4 separate regions of the Homo sapiens genome follow, and all the other regions are linked to region 2. The links are chromatin loops, found by intact Hi-C in ENCODE. Cell type or tissue: PC-9. All regions are shown on one strand. Links, peaks and the distances in the headings refer to the core of each region. The heading gives the core; the rest is flanking DNA.

What was found. Hi-C counts contacts between places; a loop is a spot of excess contacts. Peaks named below come from ENCODE experiments on the same cell type or tissue, not always from the same donor. Only the 100,000 strongest peaks of a DNase experiment are listed, where the experiment ranks them.
Region 1: a loop joins it to region 2, with 5 times the contacts of the local background. A loop is called at or near these places in 5 of 110 quality-filtered maps.
Region 3: it touches region 2 in a loop (6-fold over the local background); 2 of 110 quality-filtered maps call a loop at or near these places.
Region 4: a loop joins it to region 2, with 7 times the contacts of the local background. A loop is called at or near these places in 4 of 110 quality-filtered maps.

Annotation. Positions count from the first base shown.
Region 1 is chr2:172,168,423-172,176,460 of GRCh38, reverse strand. No RefSeq gene overlaps it. Among named protein-coding and RNA genes, the nearest start is that of DLX2-DT, 69 kb to the right of the region's middle. In PC-9, for the core only: CTCF peaks have their summits at 3,636 and 3,836; DNase peaks (open chromatin) are centred at 3,810 and 4,449; H3K4me3 peaks cover 1,316 bases.
Region 2 is chr2:172,248,896-172,256,933 of GRCh38, reverse strand. It overlaps LOC107985960 (a long non-coding RNA gene), which reads right to left and starts at 6,508. Exons shown (of 6, transcript XR_001739773.3): 1 at 4,301-6,508. RefSeq lists an enhancer at 2,844-4,043. In PC-9, for the core only: no CTCF peak of the experiment used is centred there; DNase peaks (open chromatin) are centred at 3,013 and 3,553; H3K27ac peaks cover 3,300 bases.
Region 3 is chr2:172,404,068-172,412,105 of GRCh38, reverse strand. No RefSeq gene overlaps it. Among named protein-coding and RNA genes, the nearest start is that of ITGA6, 19 kb to the left of the region's middle. In PC-9, for the core only: no CTCF peak of the experiment used is centred there; a DNase peak (open chromatin) is centred at 3,515.
Region 4 is chr2:172,438,814-172,446,851 of GRCh38, reverse strand. All of the region lies in intron 1 of ITGA6 (integrin subunit alpha 6), which reads right to left. Among named protein-coding and RNA genes, the nearest start is that of ITGA6, 15 kb to the right of the region's middle. In PC-9, for the core only: a CTCF peak has its summit at 3,140; DNase peaks (open chromatin) are centred at 4,191, 4,641 and 5,771; H3K4me3 peaks cover 2,785 bases; H3K27ac peaks cover 3,778 bases.

The sequences.
Region 1 (8,038 bases), core at 1,020-6,019, 80 kb after region 2:
TGGATGGACCTGGAGGACCTTATGCTAAGTAAAATAAGCCAGACACAGAAAGAAAAATATTGCATGCTCTCACTTATATGTAGAATCTAGGAAAAAAAAAAAAAGGTCAACTATACAGAGATAGAGAATAAAACAGTGGCTACCATGCATGTTGGGTGGGATGGGGTGAAATGGGGTAGGTCAAAGGATAAAAAGTAGCAGATATGCTCACAGCCTGTAATCTCAGCATTTTGGGAGGCCAAGGTGGGAGGACCACTTAAGCCCAGTAGTTCAAGACATAGCGAGACCCAATCTCTACAAAAAATATAAAAATTAGCCATGTGTGGCAGCACACACCTGTAGTCTCAGCTACTCAGGAGGCTAAGGTGGGAGGATTGCTTGAGCACAGAAGTCAAGGCTACAGTGAGCCATATTAACACTACTGCACTGCACCCTGAGCTACAGAGCAAGGCCCTCTCTCAAAAAAAAAAAAAAGTAGCAGATTTAGTGAATGAACAAGTCTAGAAATCTAAAATACAACATGAGGATTATAGGTATTAAAATTGTATTGTATTAGAAATTTTTGTCAAATAAGTAAATTTTAGCTATTGTCACCAAAAAAGTAACTATGTGAAGTAATAGATACATTAATCTGCTTCACTATAGTAACTGTTTTACTATCTACAGGTATCCCATAACATCATGTGGTAAACCTCAAATACACACAATACTGTTTATTGAAAAAATAAAAATAAAATTTTAAAGAGTTAAAAAGAAAAACATCGAGTTAACAAAAAGTTCTGTTTTCTCAATGACAAATAGAATAAAAGTCTGATGAGTATCTAAGGCAAAAACTCAGTGTAAAATTAAACTCCTTGTAGCAGAATGGTAGACAAGAAACGAAATTCTTAAAGGAATTTTTTCAGTGCAAATGGTAGAACTAGAAAGGGAAGAACTCTGTATGTGGAGTTGAGATTTCCTCTGCAGCTGGGTATGTGGCACAGCCAGCTTTCTAAGAAGTGTGTCCCTATTCAGAAATTCTACAATCACAGCTAGTAATGGCCAATTCACCTTAAAAGTTGGCAGTAAAGAAAAAATGTGCAATTAGATAATGGGTAACAAAAAAAAATCCAATATGGGCCAAGTGTGGCGGCTCACACCTGTAATCCCAGCACTTTGGGAGGCAGAGGCAGGAGGATTGCTGGAGCCCAGGAGTTTGAGACCAGCTTGGGCAACATGGTGAGACCCCGTCTCTACAAAAAATTTTAAAAATTAGCCAGGCATGGTGGCACACGCCTGTGGTCCCAGCTACTCAAGAGGCTGAAGCAGGAGGATTGTTTGAGCCCAGAAGTTCGAGGCTACAGTGAGTTGTGTTCAGGCCACTGCACTCGAGTCTGGGCATCAGAGCAAGACTGTCTCAAACAAACAAAAAAATAAAATGTAAATCTTGTGCCACCTCATGTAGCTGAGCCATGATCCTGGGTGGGGCTCCTAACATCTCTGAGCCTCAGCTTCCTCACTTGTAAATGAAGGGATTGGTAGATGGTCTCTGAGGTCCTTTATAAATGCACAAGCAATACAGCTTGTAGTTTCTCACCCTGAGCCTAAGAGATTTACACTTTTTTTTTTTTTTTTTTTGAGACAGAGTCTCGCTCTGTCACCCAGGCGGGAGTGCAGTGGTGCGATCTCGGCTCACTGCAACCTCCACCACCAGGTTCAAGTGATTCTCCTGCCTCAGCCTCCTGAGTAGCTGGGATTACAGGCACCTGTCACCACGCCCGGCTAATTTTTGTATTTTTAGTACAGACAGGGTTTCACCATGTTGGCCAAGCTGGTCTCAAACTCCTGACCTCAGGTGATCCACCTGCCTCGGCCTCCCAAAGTGTGGGGATTACAGGCGTCAGCCATCATGCCCGGCCGAGATTTACACATTTTAAAAGGTAGGGCAAAGAAGCCGGGCATAATGGCTCATGCCTGTAATCCCAACACTTTGGGAAGCTGAGACGGGTAGATCACTTGAGGTCAGGAATTCAAGACCAGCCTGGCGACCATGGCAAAACCCCGTCTCTAATAAAAATACAAAAATTAGCTAGTCGCAGTGGCACACACCTGTAGCCCCAGCAACTCAGGAGGCTGAGGCAGGAGAATCGCTTGAACCTGGGAGGCAGAGGTTGCAGTGAGCCGAGATCACGTCACTGCACTCCAGCCCAGGCGACAGAGCGAGACTCCGTCTCAAAAAAAAAAAAAAAGAAAAAAAAAAATCAGGTAGGGTAGAGGCCAGCATTAGAAGATGAAAACTGTAAGGAACTAAGGAACTAGAATTTTGACTTGCTTCTTTTACGTGCAAAAAGTATGAATTCTTTCAGAAATGGGGTCCTGGCATATTATAACCAGAGATTAACTGGTCATGTGCAAGAAGGATAAAAATCATTTGCAATCCAATAATCCAATAGAAATAGGAAAACGATGTGAACCATCTGCTCATAGAATTCAAGTAGCTCTTTTTTCATGTGGAAAAGAATAAATTGTACTCACAATTTAAAAGATGAAAACTAGAATGAAATTCTACTTTTAAAGCCTATTTGCTCACCTTGGCAAATATTTTAAAAGTGCGATAAACCTAGTGTGAACAACGAGGGAAATGGGGAGCAGTCACTGATGAGCGTATCAATAGGTACCACCTTTGGTGGTCAATTGGCAAAATCTATAAAATTTTAAATGCAAATATTTTTCAAGGAGACAATTCCACTTCTAGGAATGTATTCTATAGACATGGTTGCACACGTACTCAAAGATATACACACAGATGTTCACTGCAGAATTGTTTGTCATAGCAAAAGACTGGAAACAACCGCCATATCCTTCCATCGTGGCCGATAGAATAATTACGGGGTGCTGGTATAACATACAGAACACCAGGCAGCCATCTAAAAGAATGCCGTACACCCACACATGCTGATGTGAGGTCATCTCCAAGATACATGATAAAGGGGGAGCTGAGGCGGCAGGGCAGATGACCCAGTTTGGGGATGGGGACGCATTTGAAAGGAGATAGCCATATACTTGTGTTCTGGAAGGAATCAAAAGAAAATATTAGCAGTGGCTGCCTGCTCTGAAAGGGGAAGAGGCTTCTGTACTGTTTGAATTTTCTACCATGTGCACTTACTATTTTTTCCATTTTTAGTTAACTAAAAAAAAAAAAGAAAGAAATAGCCATTTAAAGCAAGGTAGAGGGGAGGGAGATTCATGGTACTCTGAGCTCTGCTGTCACAAGGAAAGAGAGTCCACATCCCACCCAAGCACTGAGCAACAATGGAAAGTCAAACGCTGGAGGAGGAAGCAAGGCCAAAAAAATATTTTTTTAATAAAATAAAAAAATTTATGTAGATATAAAGAAAATGATAGCAACGCAACGATAAAGGCATTGGAGTAGCACTTTCCACCAGCATATTGCTAGTCAGAATGAGTGCAGCCCGGCGCGAGGACCACCCGTTTCCGTGACCACGACTGGACCCCTCCCCAGCCCACTATCCTTGGGGTCCGCTCGTTCGTGCCGTCCGAGCCGTCTGTGGGGGCGACCCAGGCCCGGGCGCCTAACTCCCGGCAGCGGGGCGGCAGTTCGCGCTTCCCCAAGGGTGGTGCAGGTCAGCCCCGCAGGCGGGCAAGATCCTAGCCCCGGGACGTGCTGTCGTGTGTGCAAACTTCGCTGCGGTCTGAAAGAGCTGTCGGTCGGTCGGGGCCCCGGAGGCCCCCGGCACGGCTGCAGTTGCGCCCGGGGCTGAACGCGGCGTTGGCTGCAGCGCGCTCCCAAGCCGCCCCGCCCCGGCCCACATTCCTAAGGCCACAGTGCGACCCAGCGGGCCGCGGGGAAACTGCGCCGGACCACGGCCCGCCACCGCCCGAGCCCTCACCTGCAGCCTTCCAGGAAATGTGGCCGCGGGAGCAGCTTCCCTCCTCCTTCCTAAATGGAGAGGGCTGATCTGTTTGCCAAGACAATGTCTAAACCTGACCCTTCCCTCACGCTGTAGAAGAAAATCGAAGTGCTGGAAAGTTCCGGTGGAGGGACTTGGAGGGATAAAATTCAGAATTCCAGACATCTTGTAATTTATGAAGTCAAGGAAGGTCCGTTTCTACCTGAAGAATGACTCTAATGATTTAATAAAATCTATAGACACTAGGCTTATAAGCAGGCTCGACCAAAATGCCACCTGCTTTGTGACGTTGGCCTCTGGCTAAGTGGAAATGTCCCCTGGCTCGCTGGCTTTCGCGGCCATTGTAACAGTCTCTCAGCTCTTACCACGTTCCCTGTGAATTGAATCTGCATGTCATTCCCTTTAGCAGAACCTACAAGCTCCATGAAGCAGAGATCCTATCTTCCTCATCTGTCTTAGGAATAGGCACCAAGACAGAAAGAAACCCTGCAGCAGTTAAGAACAGGAAAGAAAAAAGCAGCAAAGTCACAACAGCAACACTCACTCGCCAATTTTATTTGTCACTTAACAAGTTTATTGGGCTGGGCGCGGTGACTCACATCTAAAATCCCAGCACTTTGGGAGGCTGAGGCCGGTGGATCACCTGAAATCAGGCGTTCGAGAGCAGCCTGGCCAACATAGTGAAACCCTGTCTCTACTAAAAATACAAAAATTAGCCGGGTGTGGTGGTGCGCGCCTGTAATTCCAGCTACTCGCGAGGCTGAGGCACAGGAATCATTTGAACCCGGGAGGCGGAGGTTGCAGTGAGTCAAGATGGCACCACTGCACTCCAGCCTGGGTGACAAAGTAAGAATCTGTCTTAAAAAAAAAAAAAAGTTTATTGAACACCAAATAACCATATATTATGGTGAACCTTGATCCAGTAGACCAGCATTTTTCAATGGATGCCCTCTGCACTTCAGTTTCAGGCCATATTAATACCATATAACTTGAACATCAGGGCACCCTGAACATATGGTGAGCCCACGTGTTGCAAGAGAAAAGTTCCTCAAAAAAAAAAGTTGCGGTTTTAGGAATTCTTTTAGCCAACTTGAAAACATAAATGTTTAGGATATATATGAGTTAAATGTCAGTGTATAGGATTGGATTTATTCATTTGGTTACACATAAAAGCTTAAATCACACATGTGAAATAACACATTGATTTTGAAATAATGCTTTTTTTCTACTCTGACATGTTATGAAGCAATTTTATTTAAACTCTTACCTGAGTTTTTCAATATCTTAGTCAGAAGAAGAGACGTATCTTAGGGCATCTAACACAGTCATTTTTATTTACAAACAATATTTTTTGAACCCATGTGTGAGCTACCACCGGACATTTAATACTAAGCCATAATTTGATAAATTCAGAGTTTTAAAAAATGTATCCTATAGGTATAGATTTGTGATCTCTTCAACATATTCACTAACTGTATTGCTTTTTTGTCATTGCTGATTTACACCAGCACCCAGTCAATAGTCACATGGGGAGGTCAGGCCCTGCATCAATCAGTAAGGGTCTAGCTACAGAGAATAAGGGTCTAGCTCCTGGCTAGTTTGAGCAAGAGATTTGTAACAGGGTGTCATATAACTTCCAGAATCACCGAACTGGAGGTAGTAGGGGAGAGTTTGGCAAGAAACAGACTCTAGACTGAGCTTCTAGTAATAATTCCAAAGTCACATCAGATAATTGGCCAGAGAACAAAAAGCCCCAAGCCAAATCTGGCTCTGCTGCTATGGCGGCCCCGTGTGAAATGATGCCACCTCTGCTACAATCAAGAAGCTGCCGGCCAAGCTTGCTGCTGCTGCATATCATATCTGCTACCAATCACAAACAAAAATGAATGCCACCTTCCAAAGCCAAGATTTATATAAGCAAGTGCATCTGAATGTCAGAACCTAAAGTACATCCAAAATTCTTACTGCAAGAAGGTCTAGAAAAGATTGTTTTTAGCTTTCCGGATTCTTCAGTATAAGAAGACAGATTCTTTTTTATGTATATAAAAAAGTAGACACTGGATCTCACTATGTTGTCCAGGATGGTCTCAAACTCCTGGCCTCAAGCAATCCTCCCACCTTGGCCTCACAAAGTGCTGGGATAACAGGCATGAGCCACAGCACCTGGCCTAAGACAATAGAAGAAAGTTAGAATACATGGTGAGTAAGGTAGTCCACAGCAACTGCCTCATACTCCCAATAATAGTTACTAATTTTGTGCTAAATGTATTTTTCCCCCTCTTTTTTTTTAACCAATTCCATCAGATAACCTTTATCATCAACTAAAACTAGTATTGATTGGTTTCAGTATTGTGCTTTTTCCATACAATACCTTAGTCATTTAAAAGTAAGTAATCCAGAAAATGCTCTGAAATATGAGACCTCGGAAGCCCTTGAATATTAGGATACTCCATCTTTTCTGAGAGATAATTTGGAAGAAAAAAACCCTTGCCTCATATTTGAGCATACACAGTAGTTTTTCCTTGAAAAGTTGTTGTTGTTTTTTTTTAATATCTTTATGGGCAAGGGTATCCATTGTATAGGGCTGCCTAACAAATTGCCTTAAAATGGATGGTTTAAAACAACAGAAATGTATTCCCTCAAAGTTCTGGAGGCCAGAAGTCTGAAATCAAGGTATCAGTAGGGCTCATTTCCTTCTAGGGGCCTGGCCTTCCAGCTTCTGGTGGCTAATATTTTATGGCTTCCTTGGCTTGTGGCCACACCATTCCAACCTCAGCCTCTGCCTTACTGTCTCTCTCTTCTGTGTCTGTCTTCTCCTCTTCTGTCTCAAATCTACCCCTGCCTTTCTCTTATATGAACACTTATCACTGGACTTAAAGCCCACTTGAATAATACAGGATGATCTCAAGATCCTTAACTTAATTACATATGCAAAGAATCTTTTACCAAATAAGGTAACAGCCACAGGTTCCAGGGATTTGACATGGGTGTTCTGAGGGGACCACCATTCAACCCACTACAGCAAGGAAGTTTAGGAAATGCTGGACTAAACAAATTAAATTGGTTTCTTTTCTACAGGATTTTGCAAAGCCTGTAACGTCCTAAATGTGCATTGTGAATCTCCAAGAGTGAGATACACTATACAGTGATTTTCAAAATTATTCAACCATGAAATCCTATTTGCAGAAGCAATATTCCACAGAACACACTCTGGCACAAACTTATAATTTACCTGCTGGGCAAGTCCTCAGAAAGAATGTCAATAAGTATCAGAGAAGCCAAAAATAAGTGACTAAACAGTTGAAGGTTCTCAAGGATTTGGCAAGAGTAACTATTCTAAGCCACAACCATGCAACACTGCTAAAGATAATCACAGCCATAAAGTCATAACATGAAGTAAAATATTTATGTCCAGTTACTACACTGCTTCCTGTATTTGTCCATTTTCAAGCTGCTGATAAAGACATACCCGAGACTGGGAAGAAAAGGAGGTTTAATAGGACTTACAGTTCCACATGACTGAGGAGGCCTCAGAATCATGGTGGGAGGTGAAACGCACTTCTTGCATGGCAGCGGCAAGACAAAAATGAGGAAGAAGCAAAAGCAGAAATCCCTGATATACCCAGCAGATTTCATGAGACTTATTCACTATCATGAGAATAGCATGGGGAAGACTGGCCCCCATGATTCAATTACCTCCCCCTGGGTCCCTCCCACAACATATGGGAATTCTGGGAGATACAATTCAAGTTGAGATTTGGGTGGGGACACAGCCAAACCATATCATTCCACCCCTGGCCCCTCTAAATCTCATATCCTCACATTTTAAAACCAATCATGTCTTCCCAACAGTCTCCCAAAGTCTTAATTCATTTCAGCATTAACCCAAAAGTCCACAGTCCAAAGTCTCATCTGAGACAAGGCAAGTCCCTTGCGCCTATGAGCCTGTAAAATCAAAAGCAAGCTAGTTACTTCCTAGATACAATGGGGGTACAGGTATTGGGTAAATACAGCCATTCCAAAATAGAAATTGGCCAAAACAAAGGTGTTACAGGGCCTATGCAAGTCTGAAATCCAGTGGGGTAGTCAAATTTTAAAGCTCCAAAATGATCTCCTTTGACTCCAGG
Region 2 (8,038 bases), core at 1,179-6,178:
CACACTTTTTACTATACATAACTGATGATTCAGGGGGTTAATCTGACGTGTGGCAAATCCAGACCCTTGCAGTAATTTATCTCATTGACATAATTATCTGGCTTATGGAACAACCAGTTAGAAATTTTTGTTCCCAAATAGGCAGATCTGGCTTTCTTAACCTCTTTAAGCCTCAGTTTCTCCGTCTCTAGTATGGGGTGGTAATAGTGATACTCACTCCATAGGGCTATTTGCAGAGTTAATAAGATTGTGCATGCACAGTGGCCAGAACATAGAAAGGTACTATTTAAGCACTATTTTAGGACTGACGTAAATGAGAGTGCAATTACCATTTAAAAAAAAATTTTGTTTTGAAGGAATCTGACTCTAATGTATGAAAATCAAAGATCACTTTAAGAACTCACCTTAATCATAGAAAAAGGATTCAGTGAAGACTTTTTTCTGAAAGATTCACTATGAACAAAATCATTGAAAAGTGATACTTTTAAAGGGCAAACTTATTACACAATGACACTTCCAAGATTTATTATTCCTAGTATTTAACTACTTATCTCTTCAATTTTCACACAAAGCTAATCACTAATATTATCGTATTCTAGAAGTAATTATTTTAAAAGCTTTTGCTGTAATAGCTGAAGCCTCTCTGGCTATTCCTGGTACCAAAGAAGGTAAAAGTGTTTATTTTTTTAGGACTGACATGAAAGAGATTGATTTCTGATGCCAAGAAATCACTTAGCATTCATGTGACTTCAACTTCACAGCATCTTGGAATATGTTTATCCTTAATCAAAATTCTTCCTAGAGGCAAAATGCCAACACTTTCACCTCTTTTGTACCTTCCCTCAGAAAACCCGGAGAGAGGTTGGAAACAAGGTCACGACCTAATGCTCCTCAGCCGTGCAGGCCAATGCTTTGTGGCGTCATCAGCTGCCCACCGTGAGCTGGTCACCACTTTGAGTCCAGTTCCCCCTGGCACCTCTTGCCTAGTGGATAATATCATACCTCACTTTCCAGCAGAGAAACCGAGCTGCAGAAGTTGAATGAAGGTCTCTAGGGATGCTCTTGGGTCCATCATTCATTATGTGAAATATGAAAGGTCAGTAACCTATCTACCTACTTTCAAAACAACCTCTTTACCAAATTTCGACTTGATGGTATTTTTTGCAATCAGATCTAAGTCCAGCACAAATGAAAATACAGAAATTTTTATTTTTAAATTGTTATCTAATAGACATTTATTTAGGGGAAGAAAATTTCTATAAGAGTTATTGTGAGCTTAACCATGGAACAGTGGTAGTCACTATTTTAAGCACTTTACAAATATTAACTAATACAATCTTTATAATGATCTTATATTATTATCCCCATTTACAGATGAGGAGATTAAGGCATGTGAAGGGTTAAGTAACTTGCCAGAGATCATGGAAAGAGCCCTAAAACATATTGTTAAGCAAATTGCAGAATAACATATATGACCCCATTTCTTAAAAAAAATTTAATATGGGTGTGTGTGTGTATTGTAAATATATAGAGCTTGAACAGATACAATTCAATCACCATCAGTGATTGCTTCTGGAGAGGGGAGTGGTGGGGTGGAGGAGGTTAAGAGGGCTTTCAAATTTTGCTCTTTTTATTTATCATTTGATTTTTTTTTTTTTTTTTTTTTGGAGACAGGGTCTCACTCTGTTGCCCAGGCTGCAGTACAGCAGTGCAATCGTGGCTCACTGCAATATCCACCTCCCAGGCAGCTCAAGCAATCTTTCCACCTCAGCCTCCTGAGTAGCTGGGACTACAGGTGTGCACCATCACACCCAGCTAATTTTTTGTAGAAACAGGGTTTGGCCATATTGCCCAGGCTGGTCTTGAACTCCTGAGCTCAGGAGATCTGCCTGCCTCAGCCTCCCAAAGTGCTGGGACTACAGGCATGAGCCACTGTTCCCAGCCGGAATATTTCATACTGAGAATATTTCAGGCATTACATGCATAATTTTTACTTTAGAAAACTCAAATAAAGGACCAGTTCTAACAAAACAGCCACAGAAATGAGCTTCCTCTTCCTTTGAAGGCACACAGAACTCTGTGATTTGGTGTTTCAGTAACCTCCATCAAAATGTTCATTCAAACAAGCATTGCTTGCACACCTACCAGGCTAGGGACTGTTGTATATGCCACCTCACTGAATCTTCATAATTCCCCACAAGGGATGGATTCAAAATTTTTTATTTCAAATTTTAGAAGAGTATTTTGGGGTATGTGGGTTATAAAAATGGAATAATTTACGTAGCACTTTCTGTAGCACTTTTCTCTTATACATCTATTAACATTTCTTTCTTCCTCTTAAGAATATGGTGAGGTAGGAAGCTCAAGAGATTATTACTCCCAGTTTATACATGTGGGAACTAAAGCTAAAAAGAATAAATAACTCACCCAAAATCACAAGCAAATTAGGAATGCAAACTAGAAATGAGAACCAAGTCTCCTGATCCCCTAATGTTCTTGCCAGCAGAGCTCGGCTCAACCAGCCCAATCATTCCTGTCATCTTCATGCCAACAGCTGATCACAAAGTGACTGACTGTTAGGCCCCTGTAGTGGTCATCTCGTCCAGTGACCCTCATTCCTGGCTACACACTGGAATCCCCTAGAGAGCTTTTAAAATTTATCAATGCCTGGGTCTCATCCCAGAATAATTAAATCAGAATCCATATGGGTAGGATTCAGACACCTGTATTTGCTAAAAGCTCTCCAGTGATTCTAATTTATAGGCAAAGTTGAGAACCAGCATATCAGCTTTCAGGATAGCAAATAGGTGTCATTTCAGATGCTAACTCCAATTAACAGAATAGAAAGAGAAGGCCATCTAAGAAGGACCAGGAGCTGCCATGTGGGCTCAGAGGGCAGTGAACATTGTTGCCTCAGGAACTGGAGGGACGGGTGGCACAGGAGCTGTGTGCCAGCCAATCCTGATCTAATCCAACTCCCTCACTTTAAAGACAAGGAACCCAAGGCCAGAGAGTTTATGTGATTTACCATGGTAACAAAACAAGCTAGTGGCAGATCAAAGTCTAAACCAGGTCTCCTAAGGTCTAGATCAGTCCTCCATTTGTTTATATAACTGAGTGGCTCCCAACCCGATTCACGACCCCCGGGAAGACGTAAGATCACCCTGTGATTGACCTGCTCTTGCCACCACGCACCGGCAGATTCAGAGGCCTACACCCAGCGCCACTCACATCGCCAAAACAGGCGCCACTCACAGCAGCCCAGCGGCCACTGGGCGTTTCCAATACCAACTGCTCTCCCCTCCTGCCACCATTTGGGTTGTCCTTAAAAGTCAGAGAAACAGCTATTGCTGGGCCTGGAGTTGGGAGCTGTGGCCACAGCTTCCATTTATTACTAAACCATGGGAGAGGCTCCCAGGAATGTGCCTGGCAATGGGCGCCAGGCTGCCTCCCGCCATGCCCCAGGCACATCACTCTGGCATCTAAATCGCTGCCTGTCCTAGAAGCCTGTAGGGGTGACTCACGTGTGTCTGTGTGTATGTGTGTGTGTGTGTGTGTGTGACTCAAGGGTCTGTCATAAAGGCCCCATGAGTCACCCACTTCCTGACCAACACATTATGAAGACAGCTTCAGAATGCACAAAAGCACAGGAAAAGAGCCTGTTGGCCAGGAATGGGTTTTGTGTTTTCAGGAAACTGGTTACTTTTAATATAAATACACATACACAGAGAGCACCCAAGATAAAAGTCAACAAGCTTAGTGTCTCCTCATTGAGACAATGCTCTGTTCATAATGGTTTCTGAAAAATTTTTATTATGGCAAAATATACACAACATACAATTTACTATTTTAACCGTTTTTAAGTGTATAGTTCAGCAACATTAAGTCCATTCACACTGCTGTGCAAACATCGCCACTATCCCTCTTCAGAAATTTTTCATCTTCCCAAACTCAAAGTTCATATTCATTAAACAATAGCTCTCCATTCCCCTCTCCCCCAGCCCCTGGTAACCACTATTCTCTGTTTCTTTGCATTTGACTGCTGTATCTATCTGTAATGTTTTATTTCATTAATCTTTTAGGGTTTTAAAAATTGCATTGTTACCTCTTTTTCTAAGGACAAACACGGATAATCCTTTGGCTTCTTGTACCTTTCTTTTAGAATTCCCTAAATGTAAATAGAAAGGACTCTCTGGAGTTTTTATTCTCACGGGGTGGCTATAGATGGAGAAGCAGAGATGACCAGGGGCTGTTTCAATTGAGCAAAGAAGTTTGCCTTGGAGCACCAAACCCAACACACCTTGGTTGCTCACACAAAGAGGTCCCGTTTGCCACAATCCAGTGCTCTCCCCGGGTGGGTAGTGGTGGCTGTGAAAGGCAGCCCGCTTATGAGCCAAACTGTGCATCTGGGGTTCCCGCCCTCAGCAGCTTTCCTGGGAAACCAATGAAAGAGGAGAGAGGAGAACGCTGGGCTCTGGGAACTGGCGTAGTTGGCCGGCATTTCTGCGGTTGTTCATACCGTGCCTCCAAGTGCATGCGCAGACCAGCTCCAGCTCTGGGCGCCTCTGCAGGAAGCGGGAGGCTGGCGGCCCATGAGGACTGCAGCTGCTTGCACTCACTGTCCCCACGGGTGACCTCACAAAGCACACTTCCTTTGCCTGCCCACTGCTCTCAGAGGCAGTGTGGACAACCCCTCAGTGTATAGGCTTGAGAGAATCAGAAAGAGGTCCACTGCTGAGCAGCACTGTTGGGAACTTAGCCTAAGCAAAGTGCTTAGCCTGGGGTCCATGGACGCCCCACCCAATGGCAACCATGACCACAGAAAGCCAACAGTCTCGGGATTAGTGAATATTCTGAGCTCAGACTATGAATCCACTGACCTAGGTGTTTAATGAATATGAAGATATAAATGGAGTGAGCCCTTCCTTCAGAGCGCTCACAGCCTGGTTAGGAAGCTAGGACTCAGAGCCTAGGTCTCCAGCTAGGTGAAACTGTGCCGGATACCGTGTTCATACACTGTGTTCATACGTGGTGAAGAAGGTGCTAGCAGAGTTGGCTAGCTTCAGGAGGAAGCTGAGTCCTGAGACTCTCAGGGGCAGATTCCTTTATAAAGGTGCGACCTTTTTGGAGTACAGTTGTACATCTGAGAGGTTTTTAAAATTTTTGATTTTTGATCTCTTTGAAACAGGCCTCAACCATATGTTCCCAAGCCCCTGGGTTGCTGACTGGCAAGAGGAGAGAAGCCACTCCACCAAGCTGAAACAGTACCTGTCCCTCACGGTGGGGAGCTGAGGCAGCCCAGCAACCAGTCAATTTTTGCAGGACCAGAAGCACCATTAGAGGCCTTGCTTGCTGATTCATTTCCATACCTCGTTGATCTCCACCCACAGAACAATATGTAGAAGCATTTTCAAACAGTTCGCACCAAATGCCCTCACTAACATTCCAAAGCAGCTACAGAGGAAATTAATGGTTTCCTTCAGAGGCTTTTATTTATACAAATGCAAAAACTCCTATTTATACCTTCCCAGATTTGTAGACCTCTTGCTGTTGTTTTTTCCTCCTGTTGCTTGGAGTAAAGAAGTGGGAATGATGCAAAAATGAAACCACTTTAGTAATACAGGAGAGTGACCGTTTGGTGTCAAATTGTGGACTATGGTGAGTACATGCATGGAGTCAGGAGACACAGAACAGCCAGTGACCCTGTAGTGCAAACATGATCAAGTCCCACACACCTTTCCCATCTATAAACCTTTGAATGCCTTCCCATTGCTCTAGGAAAAAGACGAAATTCTTAATGGGGCTTGCCTTTCTCTCTCTGGTGCTTGCCTGTCTCTCTCTGGTGCTTGCCTGTCTGTCTCTGGTGCTTCTCTAGCCTCATTTTGCAGCCACTTTGCCCCCTCTACAGTCACGCCCCCTTTGTCTTTCAGTTCCGTGATTGTATCATGTTCCCTCCAGTCTCAGCACCTTTACGCGCATGCATTCCTCCTGCCTAGAATATCGTTCCTGCTCAGCCCTTCATCTAGTTTAACCCCTAATACTCTTCAACCCCCAACACGAATATTATTTGCTCAAAGCAACAGTCCGGGTCTTTCTGTCTCCCTGCCATTCTCTTCTAGCCTCATTACTCCCCTGTTTATTCATGTGCTGAATGAGGCTAACACCTCTCCTGTCACTCTCTAGATTTTCTGCAAATATTAAATGAGGTATATGGGATGGCAGATGCAGAATGTATGTCTATTCCAACTTTCTAGTGTACCTTCCTGTACCGAAGAGACTAGTAAGCTAAAACCTAGTTTCCATACTCCCTTGCAACTACGTCTCCTAGGTGGTTTGGGTTCTACCAATCAAATATCCTTGAACAGGGCTGAAATGTAGATAGCTGAGAAGGGAGAGGGGCAGGGATGAAGTATGCATTCTGCTAGTATAGATCAGAGCTACAGTCACATGGCTATGGAGCCAACAGCACTGATCTCCAACTCAAAACAAAGGTAATGCATTCTTGGACCCAACATTTCTGGCAGTGGCTTCCTGATTGTGGCATAGGCAGATGCTGTAATGGCAGGCCAGTTCTGGAACACAGCTGTGGGAATCATCCTGGAGGTCCATGCTGAAGCCTCCTCCAGCCCTTCCAGCCATGTTGTAAGTACCTAATTCCTTATATCAGTCCTTTTCTGCTTAAACTACTTAAGTGATCTCCATTATCTGCACTTAACACTGCCCAGTAAATATGAGAAAGTGCTTCCAGAACCACAAACTGCTATGGAAATGTGACTTATGGTTACTCATCAGGGGCCCAGAGCTTCCAGCCAAGGAGGGGCCATGAAAAGAATCATCAGTCATGGAGTTTCAGGAAGAGCAGGCAAGTGGCCACACTCTAAGAACAGTCTCCCCAGAGTCAACAGCTTTTTGTTGTTGTTGTTGTTGTTGTTGTTGAGACAGAGTCTCACTCTGTCACCAGGCTGCAGTGCAGTGGCATGATCTCAGCTCACTGCAGCCTCCACCTCCCAGGTTCAAGCAATTCTCCTGCCTCAGCCTCCTGAGTATTTGGGACTACAGGTGTGTGCCACCACATGTGGCTAATTTTTTTGTATTTTTAGTAGAGACGGGGTTTCACCATGTTGGCCAGGATGGTCTTGATCTCCTGACCTCATGATCCGCCCACCTCAGCCTCCCAAACTGCTGAGATTACAGGCACGAGCCACTGCGCCCGGCCAACAGACATTTTTAAAAGAAAAGCTTTTGATAAATTAAATTTAACAGTTTTTGGAAGCAAAGAATGATTCATGAATTGGGCAGCACTTAACTAGAAGAGATTCAGAGAAATTCACTCTGCAGTGTGGGCAGTATTTATAAACAGAACAGGAAGTAAAGGACAGAAAGAGCTTTATTGGTTACATCTCAGCATTTGTCTTGTTTGGACATGGTCTGATCAATCAGCTTCCTGTGATTGGCTAAAGCATGGCTGCTTGTGATTGGCTGAGACTCCACTGTTATGCTCCTATTAGACTTCCAATTTGTTTACTTACTAAACTAGGTTGCAGTTTGTTAATTAAAGACTCAAAGTACAGACTCAGCCTCAAGCCAATAGCCTCCTGCTTATTTCATTTAATACCATTTTAATCCAGAATCTGCACTTGAAAACATGTGTCTCAGTATCATTTTAGAATGCAGCTCGCCTTCTATATCCTTGGTTTTCCCTACTTGGAAAACACACACAGCCTGGAGTTTGCCATCTGTGGCATTTGAGGAGGGTTTTCTAGAGTTAAGCATCCCCTAATACATATCCAGGAAGGGCTGAGACATTCCTTTATCAGGTAGGAATCTCATGAGTCATTCCAAATGGCCTGTAGGTACCTTTCTCACTTTGACAAGTATATCCTGTATCCTGGATAGTTGCTCATTCTGCAGTCATTCTCAACTCCAGGATGGAGTGAGAGAAAGGATGCAGGCTTTTGTTGTTGCTCACTCCCCTGACATTTTTCACTGCTCAGGGCAGACCATCTCAGCACCCACTAAAGCTAGAGCCGGCTGAGGC
Region 3 (8,038 bases), core at 1,049-6,048, 160 kb before region 2:
TGGGAGGTCAAGGCAGGAGGATCACTGAGCTCAGGAGTTCAAGACCAGCCTGGACAACATAGTAAGACTCTGTCTCTACAAAATAAATAATAAACAAACAAACAAACAAACTGGGTGTGGTGGCATGCTCCTGTAGCCCCAGCTACTCAGGAGGCTGAGGTGGGAGGGTTGCTTGAGCCTGGGAAGTTGAGGCAGCAGTGACCCATGATCATACCATTAAACTCCAGCTTGGGCAAGATCCTCTCTCTCTCAAAAAACAAAATACAAAAAACAAAATATATATATATATGTATACACACACATATATATACATATGTATGTGTGTATATATATGCATACACCCACATATATACATATGTATACACACATACACGTGTGTATACACACGTGTGTGTATACGTGTGTATACACACGTCTGTGTATATATGTATACACATATGTCTGTGTATATGTATACACATGTCTATATATGTATACACATGTCTGTATATATGTATACACGTCTGTATATATGTATACACATACGTGTATACATATGTATGTGTATGCATACACACGTGTATATGTGCGTGTGCATACACACGTATGTGTGTATATGCGTGTGCATACCCACGTGTGTGTGTGCGCGTGTGCATACCCACGTGTGTGTATGTGCGTGTGTATACACACGTGTGTGTGCGTGTGTATACACACGTGTGTGTATATGGTTTTAATCACTGATCACAATTATCTCTTTTATTCATAGAAGTAAGACTGAGCTTTGCTCAAAGCTTTTCTGTCAAATATGAGGGGGAATCTGTTGACAGCCTGCAAAAGAAGACCCAGAACTTCTTAGTCCTGGAGATAGACATCCAGGAAAGAATTTAGAAACACCTGGGAGTCTTGGATGGTTGGCAGATAGGGCTCAGTTGGGTTTTTTTGTCTTTGGATCTGAGCTGCAGATAGGAAAATACACGACATCCATCCATGAGTGCCATGGGAAGTCATGAGTCAGATAAGAAGGAAGAACTGGAGATTAGAAAAAACAAGGAGAAAGAAAAAAGCAAAGAAGGGAAGGCTGTCAGAGGAGGTGTTCAAGTTAGCGTTCACTTTCAGGATGATGTCTGAAGGCCACTCTGACCTCTCTTATTTTGTACAATGTAGTATGTAACAGGCTGTTCATCATCAAATCACATCCATGCTTGCAAGTGACTCAAGTTGAGCCTGACATATAGAGTGACCAGGAGTTTGGGCACTTCATGTGCAGTTTCCCTTCCCCACTCTCCACAAGACCTCCTTGGGACAGATTCCATACCTGAGGGAATCAGGTCAAGACCGAGTGAGTCATCAGCTTACTTCAGGAACCCACCTGCTGGCTCCAGAGTGGCCCCGTCAGAGCAGGAATGGCTTGGCCAGAAGAACATCACTGAGGGTGCCACCCTCTACCAACTCAGCCCCTGAGCTAGGAGTAATTTAAAGGAAAATGGGTGACATGGCCCTTATTTCTAAGGTGCTGCGCTAATGAAGAGAAACTTGAAGGCAGACTTGTCTCCATGTGGGAGCATGGAGTACAAGATCTTAATCCCAAATACATACTTGTTTCATGAGAAACCCTGAGCCCTCCATGTCTCTTGGTCCTCCCTCTCCCATACTTATAAAGCAGGTTGGGCTGACTTTTCTTTGACTGACATGTCATACACATATAACATACAACATAGACCTATATGACTACATATATGACAATGACCGAGTTGCTATGTTTACTTGAAGTTGGGCTTTTTAAAAAACAACGAGGTTGGGCATGGTGGCTTATGCTTATAATCCCAGTACTTTGGGAGTCTAAGGCAGGAGGACTGCTTGAGACCAGGAGTTTGAGATCAGTCCTGGAAATTTAGTGAGACCCTGACTCTACCACAAAAATAAATTAAAAAAATAAAAAAATTAGCTGAGCAGAGTGGCATGCACCTGTAGTCCCAGCTACTCAGGAGGCTGAGGCAGGAGGATCCCTTAAGCGCAGGAGTTCAAGGTTACAGTGAGCTATGATCACCCCATTGTACTCCAGTCTGGGTGACAGAGCAAGACCCTGTCTCAATCCGTCAATCAATAAGGACAAGAAAGGAACTATACGGTACTCACTACTCAAAAATCTTGGTTTAGGAACCACTTCAGAGGTCATAAGGATTTTTGTGCCAAAAGAGACCTTAGAGATCGTGTAAAATTCAGTCTTCTCCTATGTATAGAGTTAAGGAAACTGAGACCCATAAAGGGTAAGGGGCAGAGCCAGGCCCAGCTTGTGAGTCTCCCTAATCCTAACAAGTACTTTCCCCAGAAAACCAGATTAAAATGAGAGTGGCATGTTCTTCTTCTCAACATCGCAACACACTAGGATTCATAGGGTTCTGCAGTGGCATACAAATCATGCAGTTGTAGAACAAACACTTGGCAGAGGCTGAGGCAATTTCATGGCTTCCACTGAGGCTGGATCTTCTGCCTTAATGGGGCACAATAATCACCAGTCACTGCCACCAAGGTTCCATACAAGGGCTTGCAATCTGCCTGGTTTCACACCATTTCTCAAACCAGAGGTCTTGTTGAGAAGAGACTGAGAAAAATCACCCCTCCTGCTGTAGGAAGAGGCTCTACCCTAAATTACATTGGTTTATTTCCACAAGTTCTTCCTAAAGTCAATCAGATCAAATCAACTTATTCTAATATGCCTTGAATTGTGCTTGCTTGTGACATCAGTGTGAATCCAGGTTAATTTTTCATATGTGAATGAAATTATTCTAAATAAAAACTGTTTTTAAACAGTTAAAGTATGAGTCACATGCTCAGTATTAAACAAAGAAACTTAGACAATAGAAGTGTATAAAACAGAAAGTGACATTTTCCACCCTGTCCAGTGCCCCTCCCTTGAGATAATCATTGTTAACAGTTTGGTTTACATCCTCCCTTTTATGCCCGTAGGAACATGTTTATAAGTATTTGGCTTTCAAACCTTGACTAATGTTTAAAAGCTCCTGTTTAAAGATCATAAGTCAAACTTCCTATTAATAATGCATTAAGCTCACTTTTGGGGTCCTAAAAACAAAAATAGTAAGTGCAGAATGAAAGCAACCTGGTTTTCTGTGACTACTTTTGGCAGGTTACCTCAAACAGGCAAACAAGTCAAATCTGGTAATTTAAAAACAGGACTCCAGCCTTGACCATAGTTAATAAGAACTATAAAACCAAATTATTTTCCAGTGCTATTGTGTGGAGTTGCAGAAAAGTCTCAAGCCTAGGAAAGTTCGATTTAATCCTAAATGTTATCTTATTTACCACTCATAATGAATCTACTTGGCAGAGTCTGGTGCTCTGGTTATTTCCTTTGGTTACAATAGTAACTATGGCTAGGGTGCTATTCCCCTGATGTTTGGGGAGGTGGTTATAAGTTGGTCTGATTTGAAGGACAAGTCTCTCTAGTCTCCCCATGACTAAAGCAAGTCCACACCCAGATACCCGAGGGTTGTGTCTCTACATGCCACAGCTGAGGCAATGTAACCTCAGGTGCTATTTATCTGAAGGGCTTCCAAGGCTGCTGAGCTCCTGGCAGCTGTTCAAGAAGGGACACCTGCATTTGGGAAAGAATAGTAGCTTCCCATGGCAAGCATTCACCGCTTGTGGACCTATAATTAGAAGGGGATAACATCTTGCAAGCTGACTGCTTGTTCTCATGGTCTCAGAAAAGCGATTAGTTTCCATTTCATCCCTTGTAGCTGAATAGGACACAGGGGGTCAGGTACAGGGAGTGCCTGTTTAGCACAAGTGCCTGATGAGGCTCCCTGCATTGTGGTCCTGGATGCCTTGTCCTGGTTAGCCAGAGGAAGAAAAAAGGTACAGCTTAAATAGTGTCAGAGCAAGCCAAGGCTGAGCAATTTTTGTCATTGCCCCTCACTTTCCCTCTCAGTTAGGCACAACTTTGACCTCGAACCTAAATTTCACCACAACTTTCTCTATGCCCCTGGAGTGCTGTTTTCTGCCTCAATTTATTCATCTGCAGAATAGGCTTAGCAGTGCCCATCTCTAAAGGAGGATCAGCCAGTCCATGCCAAAGATGGGTGTTGAAAATATAGATCAATGTCACAAAGTCTCACTTATAATAATCACAAAATACTACCCAATTTCTTCTGTTACCCTGGAATTTTTTTTTTACATCAATTACTACTTGAAGTAAGCTGGGGTAATGTTTTCTCAAACTGAGATTCACAAGTTCTGAGATAATTTTTTAAATTCGGGGCTTTTCTTTGGATTATGATCTAAGAAAAGTCATATCAGAGTGTTCTGGCCCATCAGGCTGACCATCTTGTAACTAAATACTGGCTTGAGTTCATTATCTGTGTTTGTGTTTCCAAGAGAACTGGTGCTAAACTTTCAATGTCGTATGCAACACTGTACACAACATCGTATACAAGACAGTGCACTAAATTTATTGGACAATCAACATAGTCGATCAATGGATAAAAACAAATATAAGAGCTAAAAATAACAGTGATAGGAACAATTAAGCCTCAAATAACGGCTCATCATATTCCAGATCAAAAGCAACAACCAGCTAGTGAAGCATGAAACAACCAAACACATCTTCCTCCTATTCAATCCAACACCAGCAATTTGGTTTCCATAAAATATCATTTATCACATTTTAAAAATATTCCTCATTTGAATTTCACTGATTTTTACAATTATGGATATTTAATTGATAAATGTATTTTACCATTATACTTGTTTAAGGGTCAAAAACCTAAGAAGCATATAACTAGTTTTGTTTGATGGTAATGAAGTAATGTTACTTAAAAAAATAATTTGAGTCATCACTTGGGCTAATAATTTTTTCCATGAAAAGCTGTATATAAACTAACCAAATCTGAGAAATACTGAATGAGGGCATTAGCTGGGTCTTGGTGCTCTTACTAAAGAGAAAATCTCATTCTAATGTTACCTATTAGAAAAGAATTTTGTCAGTAACTTTCCAGCAGAGATTTAAAGCTAGTAGATCTTCCTAATATGATTCATAGTCTTCTTTTAAAATGTGCACGCCACCACACCCAGCTAATTTTTGTAATTTTAGTAGAGACTGGGTTTCACCATGTTGGCCAGGCTGGTCTTGAACTCCTGACCTCAAGTGATCCACCCACCTCAGCCTCCCAAAGTGCTGGGATTGCAGGCATGAACCACTGCGCCTCGCCCTTACATGAATTTTTTTTCAGAAGGGTATTAGAACATTTTTGTCAGGTTTTCTCCAAAATCCTATTGGTTTTTTTTTTATTAGGAATGTGTTGGAAATTGGAGCTTAATTTGGGGGACTGACTTATTAATAATATATCTTTTTTTTTTTTCAGACAGAGTCTCGTTCTGTTGTCTTGGCTGCAGTGCAGTGGTATGGTCACAGCTTGCTGCAGCCTTGACCTCCCAGGCTCAGGTCCTTCCACCTCAGCCTCCCAAGTACCTAGGACGACAGGCACATACATACCACCATGCACAGCTAATTCTTAAATTATTTTTGTAAAGACAGGGTTCTACTTTCTAACACTATCACACTGGGGATTAGGTTCCAACATATGAGTTTGTGGGGGACAAACATTCAGACCATAGCACTATCTATATCTTATGGTGTGTGTGTCTTATTGTGAATGGAATCTATATTTTTATTATAATTTCTGTTTATTGCTTGCATACAGGAACAGCATTGATTTGCATAATTATTTTGTAATTGATTCCTCTGATTAGGTCTGATAATTGCTTCCATTCTTTTTCATCTGAATACCATTAATGGCAGATGCCATTTTAAGTAATGCTATTAACTCAAAAAATATTTAAATCTCTTATTTTGTGCAAATGAAACCACCATGAGATACCATCAGAATGGCAAGTATTAAAAAGTCAAAAAATAACAGATGCTGCAGAGAAAAGGAAACACTTATACACTGTTGATGAGAATGCAAACTAGTTCATCCACTGTTGAAAGCAGTTTGGGGGTTTCTCAAAGAACTTAAAACAGAACTACCATTCTACCCAGCAATCCCATGACTGGGTATAACCAGAGGAAAATAATGCATTCTATCAAAAAGACACGTGCATTTGCATCTTCATCACAGCACTATTCACAATAGCCAAGATACGGAATCAACCTAAGTGCCCATCAGCGCTGGATCGGATAAAGAAAATGTGGTATATAGACACCATGGAATACTATGCAGCCATAAAAAAGTAAAATCATGTCCTTTCCAGCAACATGGATGTGACAGGAGGCCATTATCCTAAGCAAATTAATGCAAGAACAGAAAATCAAATACCACATATTCTCACTTACAAGTGGGAGCTAAACACTGACTACACATAGACATAAAGATGGGAACAGTAGACATGGGACTACTAGTTGAGACAGGGAGGGAATGGGGAATGGGCTGAAAAACTACCTATTGGGTATTACGCCTACCACCTGGGCGACAGGACCATTTGTATCCCAAATGTCAGCATCACAACAATATATCCATGTAACAATTCTGCACGTGTGCCCCCAAATCAAAAATTCTAAAAATAATAAATAAATACCTCATTTTGGTCATGTTTGCATTGAATTCCTTAATATCATATTTGTTGTCATATAAATAAATTTACGGACACTATTTTATTAATAAAATTGATACTCCAGTGTGATGTGTCGTGCATATTTCCCAGTATGTTCATCCCAATTTGACAAACATAGTTTTTCAGTTACTTCCTCTGGTTTAGACAGTCTTCTAACAGATGGTCTAATTTTTAAATAAGGATTATTTTATCTCCATTAAATATTTATATCTCATAAAATAATATTTTGTTACAAAACAGTTCTTAATTAGTATGCTATGCTTTATTTAGTCAGATGCCTTACATTGCCTCTTAGTTTAGTGATAACACTGAATAATAGCACACTGTTGCATATTTCCAAACAGTGACAGGTCAGAAGTAAGAATCTGGTTGCTAATCTGCTGTGCTTGCGCTGTGTCAGACTCTGGCTTTGGAGCAGCAGAATCTTGGCATTTTTGGTCTGCTTGCTCACTGTTTTGGCCCAAGGAAATGAGTTGGATGAGTGCCCTTCTTTTTTATTCAGAGATGCCATAGATTAATTTTAAAGGCTTTCTTTCATCTACATAACAGAATGGGTTCAGATAGCCTTTTAAGCTATTATCTGCAGTTCAGAACTTTGTGCTGGAAAGTCATACTGGTGATACAAAAGGGGTCTGTTAGAAACACTGAACAATGAGAGTTTGACATTTTTCTCCTTCTGCCTCCAGAAAAGAACCAAAGCAACTATTTTATTGCATTTATGTATTTCATAAAAGAATGTGGGGGTTATATTTATATGCCAGCAAACTTCATGAAAATGACAAAACGGTGGAGCTTGCATCAGGGGACACTGATTAATAACTCATTCCCATTGAGTTGCTTGAAAGAAAGTGGCAGCAAATTATTCCATGGGTTCTAGACATTCAAACTCTATACTTGTTAAAACGTGAAAAAATAAGTAGTAGTGCCTAATCTAGGATGAAACCTAGCCTTATTTTGTAGGAGTAGAGCTGGAAAGGGGGAAAATAGTAAATAGCATGCAATACATTTTGAATTTTGGCTGATAGTAGGCCATGTATACACATATTTTAAACAAAAATTAAATTAAAAAAAAATTTTTTTGCCCTGCCACATAAGTGCTTCTCAATTACAGTTTTTTCTGCTTCCCCTCTTGACTTCATTGATTTTGTGTGAGCCTGCAAGTGTGCACATTCTTTGAATATAAATTGCTTTAATTAAAAACCACCTGAGCCACAGAGTTCACTCTGGTTCAGGAAATTCAATTCTCAGCTTGGCGGGGTGAAGATTTAGTAGAAATGATTTTACATCCTGGTTGCCCTTCCAAAGGAGCTGTGACTTTTCCAGGACAATCTCTTCTTTGAACCCAACATGAAAACACATTAGTGCTCTTTTCAGAACAAAGAAATGTACATAGGAAATAAAGACATTGTTTTATCAAAGCCTCATCTTC
Region 4 (8,038 bases), core at 1,211-6,210, 190 kb before region 2:
CTAAGACATCTCTTAAAGAGCCACAATAAAACACTGTCTACTGCAGCAAGGAAAAATGAAAGTCCAAGTTCTGATAATTGTCTCCAGGCAATCCTGTTCTTTCAGTTTCACAAGGCAGCTGCCAGATCTTGTCAAATGTGGCATTTAATCATTTCCTGTGCTTCTGAATTACCAGATACCCGACTTATCAGTTGCCAAATGACATTTGTGATTTGGAGTCCAATCTCTAGTGAGTTTTCCTTTCAAGAAACCAAGTCTAGGAAACTGTACACACTTGGATTGTGAGCTCACCATTTCCATCCCTGACCTTTGCACAGTGCTCGGCACATAGTAGATGCTTAGTAAATTTCTGTTATGGGAATAAAGTTTTATCATTAATTCATCACTTTTAATAATTTTAAATTCTAGCATGTTGTGACCAAGCAGGTTTTTCTATTTCAAGTGTACCAAGCATAAATATTATCAGTGTTAACTCAAAAAATAAGATTCATGTCTTAAAACCTGTTATCAAATAGTTCATCTGCAAAGGAAAAAGCGACTTTAAATTCCATCATTTTTCAATAAAATATTTTAAATAAAAAACAAGAAGAGAAAAGATAGACTTAATGAGCTCACACCTGGTGGGTCACCATACCCATTTTACTACTCCAATAGTTTAGGAAATACAAATTTTTCAATGCTTTGAAAAGGAAATTAATATGGTCACAGTTTATTTTCTAAATGAGATAAATGAAACAACAGGCTTAGTAGCTCTGCCAGAGAGTGCTGGCTGTCACCCAACATCAGTTCTCCTCTTTCCCATAGTAAAAGACTTTTTAGCTGGGCATAAGGCCACCCTGAATAACTACTACTCAACTGAACCTCCCTCTTTAGCTGGATGTGCCACACAACTCAGTTCTGCTGAATAGGACGTGTGACAAAGCATCACACTGCTGCTTCCAATAATTTTCCTTAGAAGATGGCATGCATGTGCCTTTGGCTCTGTTCTTTGCTCCTTTCTTCAGCTGCCTGGAATGTAGGTGCCACCACCTTGAGTTTGAGGTTGAGGCTCCAGTGGTGGAGCAATAAGAGAGCAAGTCCTGGGTCCCAACACCTCAGACCAGCTACCCAGATTTTTAGAGGCCGGGAAGACAAAGACAAAGCAAAAAGCAAAACCAAAAGAGGTCTTTCAGGCTTTTTTTTTTCTTTTTTTTTTTTTTAAAAAAGACGGAGTCTCACTCTGTCGCCCAGACTGGAGAGCAGTGGCGCAATCTCAGCTCACTGCAAGCTCCGCCTCCCGGGTTCAGGCCATTCTCCTGCCTCAGCTTCCCGAGTAGCTGGGACTACAGGCGCCCACCACCATGCCCGGCTAATTTTTTGTATTTTTTGTAGAGACGGGGTTTCACCGTGTTAGCCAGGATGGTCTCGATCTCCTGACCTCGTGATCTGCCCGCCTCGGTCTCCCAAAGTGCTGGGATTACAGGCGTGAGCCACCGCGCCCGGCCTTTTTTTTTTTTTGTTAAAAAAAAAAAAAGAAAAGAAAAAGACAACAGATTTAGAAATAGGATACTAAGAACAACAAAGGCAATTTACAAAGTATAAATACCAGCCGGGCACAGTGGCTCATGCCTGTAATCTCAGCAGTTTGGGAGGCTGAGGCGGGCAGTCGCTTGAGGTCAGAAGTTCAAACCAGCCTGGCCAACATAGCAAAACCCTGTCTCTACTAAAAATACAAAAAAATTAGCCAGGCATGGTGGTGGGCGCCTGTAGTCCCAGCTACTTGGGAGGCTGAGACAGCAGAATCACTTGAACCTGAGAGGCAGAGGTTGCAGTAAGCCAAGAGCCCGCCACTGCACTCCAGCCTGGGTGACAGCAAGACTCTCTCTCAAAACAAAACAAAACAAACAAAACCTACAGAAATCAAGTTATATGCCTAAACGCTTACATTGTTTAATACTCCATTCCTGCACTTACAGATTTAAGAATATTTAGGGACCAGTATGGCTTGGGAACCAATTAGCGAGCACAGATGGTGGCCATAGCACGGGAGCTACAATCCAGGGGCTCCTCGCTTATGAGGGCATTTCCCCTTTATTGCTGGGTTGTGGGGGGGAAATACGTGGCGATTAGGGGGGTTCCTATGTGAAAACTGGCCAGGGAAGTAGAGAAAGAAACTCAGGGGGGTTTGGGGCAAAGCTATTTACAGGTTGAGTATCATTTTTCTGAAATGCTTGGGACTACAAGTGTTTTGGGTTTTTGGTTTTTTTTGGCGGGGGGCGGGGGGCGGGGATTTTGGAATATTTGCATTAATACTTACTGAGCATCCCAAATCTAAAAATCCAAAATCCGAAATGCTCCAATGAATGTTTCTCTTGCATGTCATGTTGGCAGGCACTCAAAAACACTCAAAAAGTTTCCAGCTTTGGAGCATTTCAGATTTTGGTTGTTCATATTTGGGATACTCAACGTGCACCAACCAGAATGAAAGTTATTTCAATATTTTAGCAACTAATACTTCTTTGTGTATACTGAATCAGTCCTACTTGGACTTGCTATTGCTGAGATAATATAGTGTATGCCTGTAGCAGCTACTACCTCCAGAAAGCTTACATCTTCTTTTCTGCTCCATAACAAACTGGCAGACCAAAACCATAATTAGAGATATCAAGGAAGTTACAAGAATGGTGGGTTCAAGTCTTGGCAGTACCACCCGTTAGCTGAGTATCACTATGGATTATCTGTGAAATCGTTCTATCTAAATATTCTCATAGGGTGTTGCAAGGATCAAATGAAACGATGGGCCAGGCATGGTGGCTCACTCCTGTAATCCCAGAACTTTGGGGGCCAAGGTGGGAGGATCACTTGAGCCCAGGAATTTGAGACCAGCCTGAACAACATGGTGAAACCTCATATTTACAAAAAATACAAAGATTAGCCAGGCGTGGTAGTGCATGCCAGTAGTCCCAGGTACTCGGGAGGCCGAGGCGGGAGGATCACCTGAGCCCAGGAGGTTGAGGCTGCAGTAACCCGTGAGTGCACCACTCGTACTCCAGCCTGGGCGAAAGCGTGAGACCCTGCCTCAAAAAAGAAAAAAGAAATAACATCAAGTAACTTTGTAAACTCAACACAGTGATAAAACATGAAACACTATACGCAATCTTACACATTCCAACAAGCCATTCTAATTTTAACACATACATTTTAACAAGCATAAAGTACAGCTAGGACACAAACATTGAAGCCTTCAGGGATCCAACAGCTTGGGCATAAGGCTGGAAACTCGATTGTTGAAAAGACTCTACTAAACCCACTGATAGCGTAGCCTGTGGTCCTATCAGATGGTTAGGATAGAAAGGAATGAGGGCAGCCACTCCTCCAGAATCAGCCGTGACCATTAAAACAACAACGCCGGCCAGGCCACTCTGCACTAGGAATTAATTAATTCACCTTAAATTAATTCATTTAAGGTGAAATGAGGGAAGCATAAAGTTCTTCACTGCAGCACTGCTTTTAACGGCGAAGGATTAGAAATTATCTGAATACCCAGACTGGTTAAATAAATCATAGTTCATCCTCGAAACTGAGTATTATGCAGAGATTAAAAATAATAAGGAAGCTCTTTATTTACAAGATTGAACAGGCATTAAAACATACCAAGAGAAAAAGAGCAAGGTGCAAAAGAATCTACATGGCAAATGGGTAAAAAAAATCTATGTACATATTTGCTTGTAAATGTATAGGTAGCTCTGAAAGATTCACAGTAAGCTGGTAAAACAATGGTTGCCTCCAGGAAGAATAGGATGCCCAGAGATCAAGGGTGGGAGGCTGACTTTCATTCCATCTTTGTAGTTTTAATATTTGTACCATGTGACTGTACTACCTATTCAAAAATAAATTAAAAATGAAATTTTAAAAATGGAGGTCAGTCCATGGACACGAGGGTCACTGAAAATCTTGCAGAGAAAATGATGGAGATAGTGAGGTTAAAAAAAAAAAATCAGCGCCCACAAGTCATGAAGCAAACCTTGTAATTGCATAAAACAAGCTCACACATGCTCTCTTTATGTGGGCAGTTGCTGGCAAAGAGTCAAAGATTGATTTTTACAGCCCGTTCCAGAGGCATGACAACACATCAGTAAAGCAAGCTCACAAACACGTACCTACTGTGCGCCAGGCACTGTGCTGGCAACTGGGGCATTACAATGAAGAGTGAATGTAAGGCAGAGGGCAAACTACATGGAAGAAAAGAGGTGCAACAGCTGAAAAGGTAGATAAGCTTTCCTAGGGAGTCCCACAGTCAAGTGAGCTGCAGCATAAAATGAATGACATCAGAGACAGGAACTCTAACCTTCCCTATGAACATCCATGGCACTGACAGCATTCAGGGGAACCTTTCAGCTATGAAAATACATCCAACAAGAACTCCTCACCCTTCGTCTATCCTCCTTTCAGAAAGGACTGAATCTGTCCTTTCTAGGGGAGTCCCAATATTCAGACTGAAAGCACTGTAAAGTGCTGTTTATAAATAGCTGCAGGGTCCAAATGCTTTAGTCCTGGATGCTGTGGGCACTCCTCAACCTGCCTGGGGCAATCACTTCCTACCGGGAGGAGCTGGGTTCACCCAAGCAGAGTGAGTCAGTGGCCTGAGTCAGGCACCTCGCCTTTCATCTAATCTAAAGCAATGAATGAGGGGTGTGGCGGTAACCAGGACTCCTTATTCAGAAACATGACGCAGGGGTTGGTGAGAAACATGGGGAACACACAGCTGCTTCTGGATTTGTGGCCACAGGCAAATCCGAGCCTAGTTTCTAATGGAGAAATGTTTATCATCTGAGCAACTCAGGATGGTACCTCTCTATGATGAGAAAGAGATCTGGACAAGTTTGATGGGACACGAACCGACGTACTTAAGCTTCTGGTGGCATTTTATAAAAACAGACACATTAGCTAGCTGGACCTCTGCTTAGGGGTGAGGGCGGGATGGGGTTCTAGTGGGAAATGAAGCAGAAACAACTCAGGACAAGAAGGGAATTGTAGGCACAGCTCTGTCTGTAGCTGGCTGCAGGACTATGACAAATCCTAGGTCTCCATTTCTTGTTCTATGAAATGAGGATGGTGGTCTACCTTTCCAGGCCATTCCCCAAGTTCCTTCCCAACTTCTACAAGTGGAAAATAGTTTCAATTGTAAAGAAATTCACAAAAACATTGGGTATTACTAGAATGTGTCTACTCTCGTTCACAGATGAAAACACCTGTGTCTTATGCACTGAGGTTTGATTTTTTTTTTTTTTTTTTTTTTTTTTTTTTTTTTTTAAAGAGACAGCGTCTCCACTCTGTTACCCAGGCTGGAGTGCAGTGACACAATCATAGCTCACTCTCACCTTGAGTTCCTAGGCTCAGGCCTTCCTCCCACCTCAGCCTTCCAAAGTGCTGGGATCACTGGCATGAGCCACCATGCCTGAGTTTAGATTTATTTTAAAGCATATTTTTAAGAGTTACAAGTGTCAGGCTCTGTTAAAGCTCTAGGCAAACACAGATAAATCAGACCCAAACCCCTGCCTTCAGTGGCCTCACAGTTCAGGACCCTCAGTAAGCTTTTATTCTGACAGCTAATAGATAGATAATATTTATTAGTTTCTATTCTGATAGCTCCCAAATAACTTATTAGAAATCTCATCATGAAAACATCAGTAAGAAAAAAGAGAGCCTATTAAACTCAACAGGATGAGAGCAACGGAGAAATTAGTCATTACCAACTCAAGAATCTAGAGCTGCTCCCAGGTAATAGATTAACATGGGTCTAAAGGAAGCAGGGTGGGGAGAAGGGATTAGTGAACAAGGAAAGTATTTGCAAGACAAGCTAAAGATGGCCTTAATACAGAGGACAGCTGTTAGTCCAATTGGTGTTCCCTGAACAAACAGGCACTTCCTTTCAAACTTCAAGCCACAAATCAAGCCTCAGCTTCAATCAGAACACAGAATGCAACTGAAACCACTCTTGGTTTCATCTTAAAGCTACCAAGAGTTAAGGAGTACTAACAACATATAAATGACAAATAAGCTAATATAGCCAGGCATTTTATTAGTTGCAATTTTCTGTTACTCAATTAAAAACTTAAATTACTTGGTTTCTCAAAGGCTGTTGGTGCCAGGTATACAACTGCTGAATTCAACTCATAGCAGTCCTTAACCGGATTGGAAAAACACATAATAAGCTAAGAGACTAAATTTCAACTTGTACCATAAATATGTTAAACTTTAAATTTCATTGCCACTAATACACATTAGAATATAGTACTAAATGATACAGCACAATCATATATTGAGTTAAAGTTTGTTTAGCTTATCAATACTTTATGGCCTCATAATATGAAACAACATCATTTCCGGGCAAGAAATGATGTGAATATACTTAACAATACTGAATCATACACTTTAAAATGGTTAAAATAAATTTTATGTTATGTATATTTTACCACAATTTTTTTTCAAAGTACCAGCATGTAAAAGATCATTCTAAAGAAATGTTTACCCTGGTTCCTGTTCTCTAAAAGCCTTTAGTGTATTTGGGGAATCAAAGAGTTCAACAAATACCTACTGAATATCCATTTCTATGTATTAGATTTGAACCAAAACTGAACAAGATGTCAGCCTTGTTCTTAAGAAGCTCACAAACCAACAGGACTCATATCCATCAGGCATACATTTATAGGGTGCCTTCCATATGCACGGGATTTAGCAAGGCCAGGAGGGCAAACAGGTGCTGTCTTATTTGCAAACACCCACACAACAGTGAAGGCTGACCAATGTTGACCTGAAGAATTCTGAGACTCCACTGAAAAAATGTGCTATGGTCATTTGGAGTGCCCTAGTAAGCAGGGGAAGGGGTGACAGTGGCTGTATTTTCTATCTCTCCCAGCCCACTATGTAGGGGACATTTAAAAACCCAAGATACTGTTCTATTAAGGGCAAGATTTATGTGGCACAAGTTTAACTCCAAGAATGGGCTATTTCACCAAACGGAAGATGTGTATGGCATACCATCAGGTGGACTGGGCACTGGGCAGCTAGGTTTCAGGGCCCACATTACCACTGACTAGCTGTCACTTGACTTTTCTGGGTCTCAGTCTTCCTTCTAGAGAGAAAAGGTTGAGCTGGTCAATGCTTCCCAGCCATTTTCACAAAAGCACTGAATGACAGAGGCAGGTGAACATGTACAGAGGCACAGTGCAAAGCAACCACCAAAAGCTTGCAATGTCTTCGAAGACTTGTGTTTTATATAAGTACACACTTCATTCTGTACTATAATGAAGCTTTTATACCACCACCATGCCACCTCAGGAAGATGTTTCATATCTGATTTGCAGCACACCAGGGGAATGTATGCTCAAGTCCTGATGACTCACACTTTTGCAAAATTCCAAAGATATTCTATTTCCTTTTGAACTCAGATTTCCCTCAAGGTCTATACCAATAATCTTGAAAGAAGAGATTGAAAAACGACAGTATTTTAGAACCCAAAGTGCTGATTGAGCCTCATTTTCTACACTCCTGACAATTCAACAAGGCCATTCGTCATTTTTTATTCAATATATGCACTGAGACGCTGGATGCATTGACTAGGATTACAAAGACAAATCAACCAGGCCAGCAGGAACAGGAAGCACAGCCTTGGCTCTCCTGCTGCGTTCTCGGAGCTGGCTTCCACCCTGTATCACACACACCCAGTCAACGCCCTCCTGTCCACTCAGCCTGCAGGATACACCAGGACTGTGCCATCCAAGGCACTACCCAATTCTAGAGCTGCAGACCCACATGGGAAGAGCTCTCTCCACACCTAAAATGAGTCTTGTAAGAACTCAAAATAAAAAGTCGTGGTTCTCTGTAGCTCAAATATAGCACAAAGGTCTGCAGATTGCCAAAGAGTTTTGACATGCTGCCATCTTCTCTTCCTTCTTCCAAGTCCCATATTTCCCCTTCCTGTCTTCATCAAAACAATGTATACTTCATGGCGGCCTGTGGACTGCCCTCCAGTTGTAGTCTTCCATAGGGAAACTTA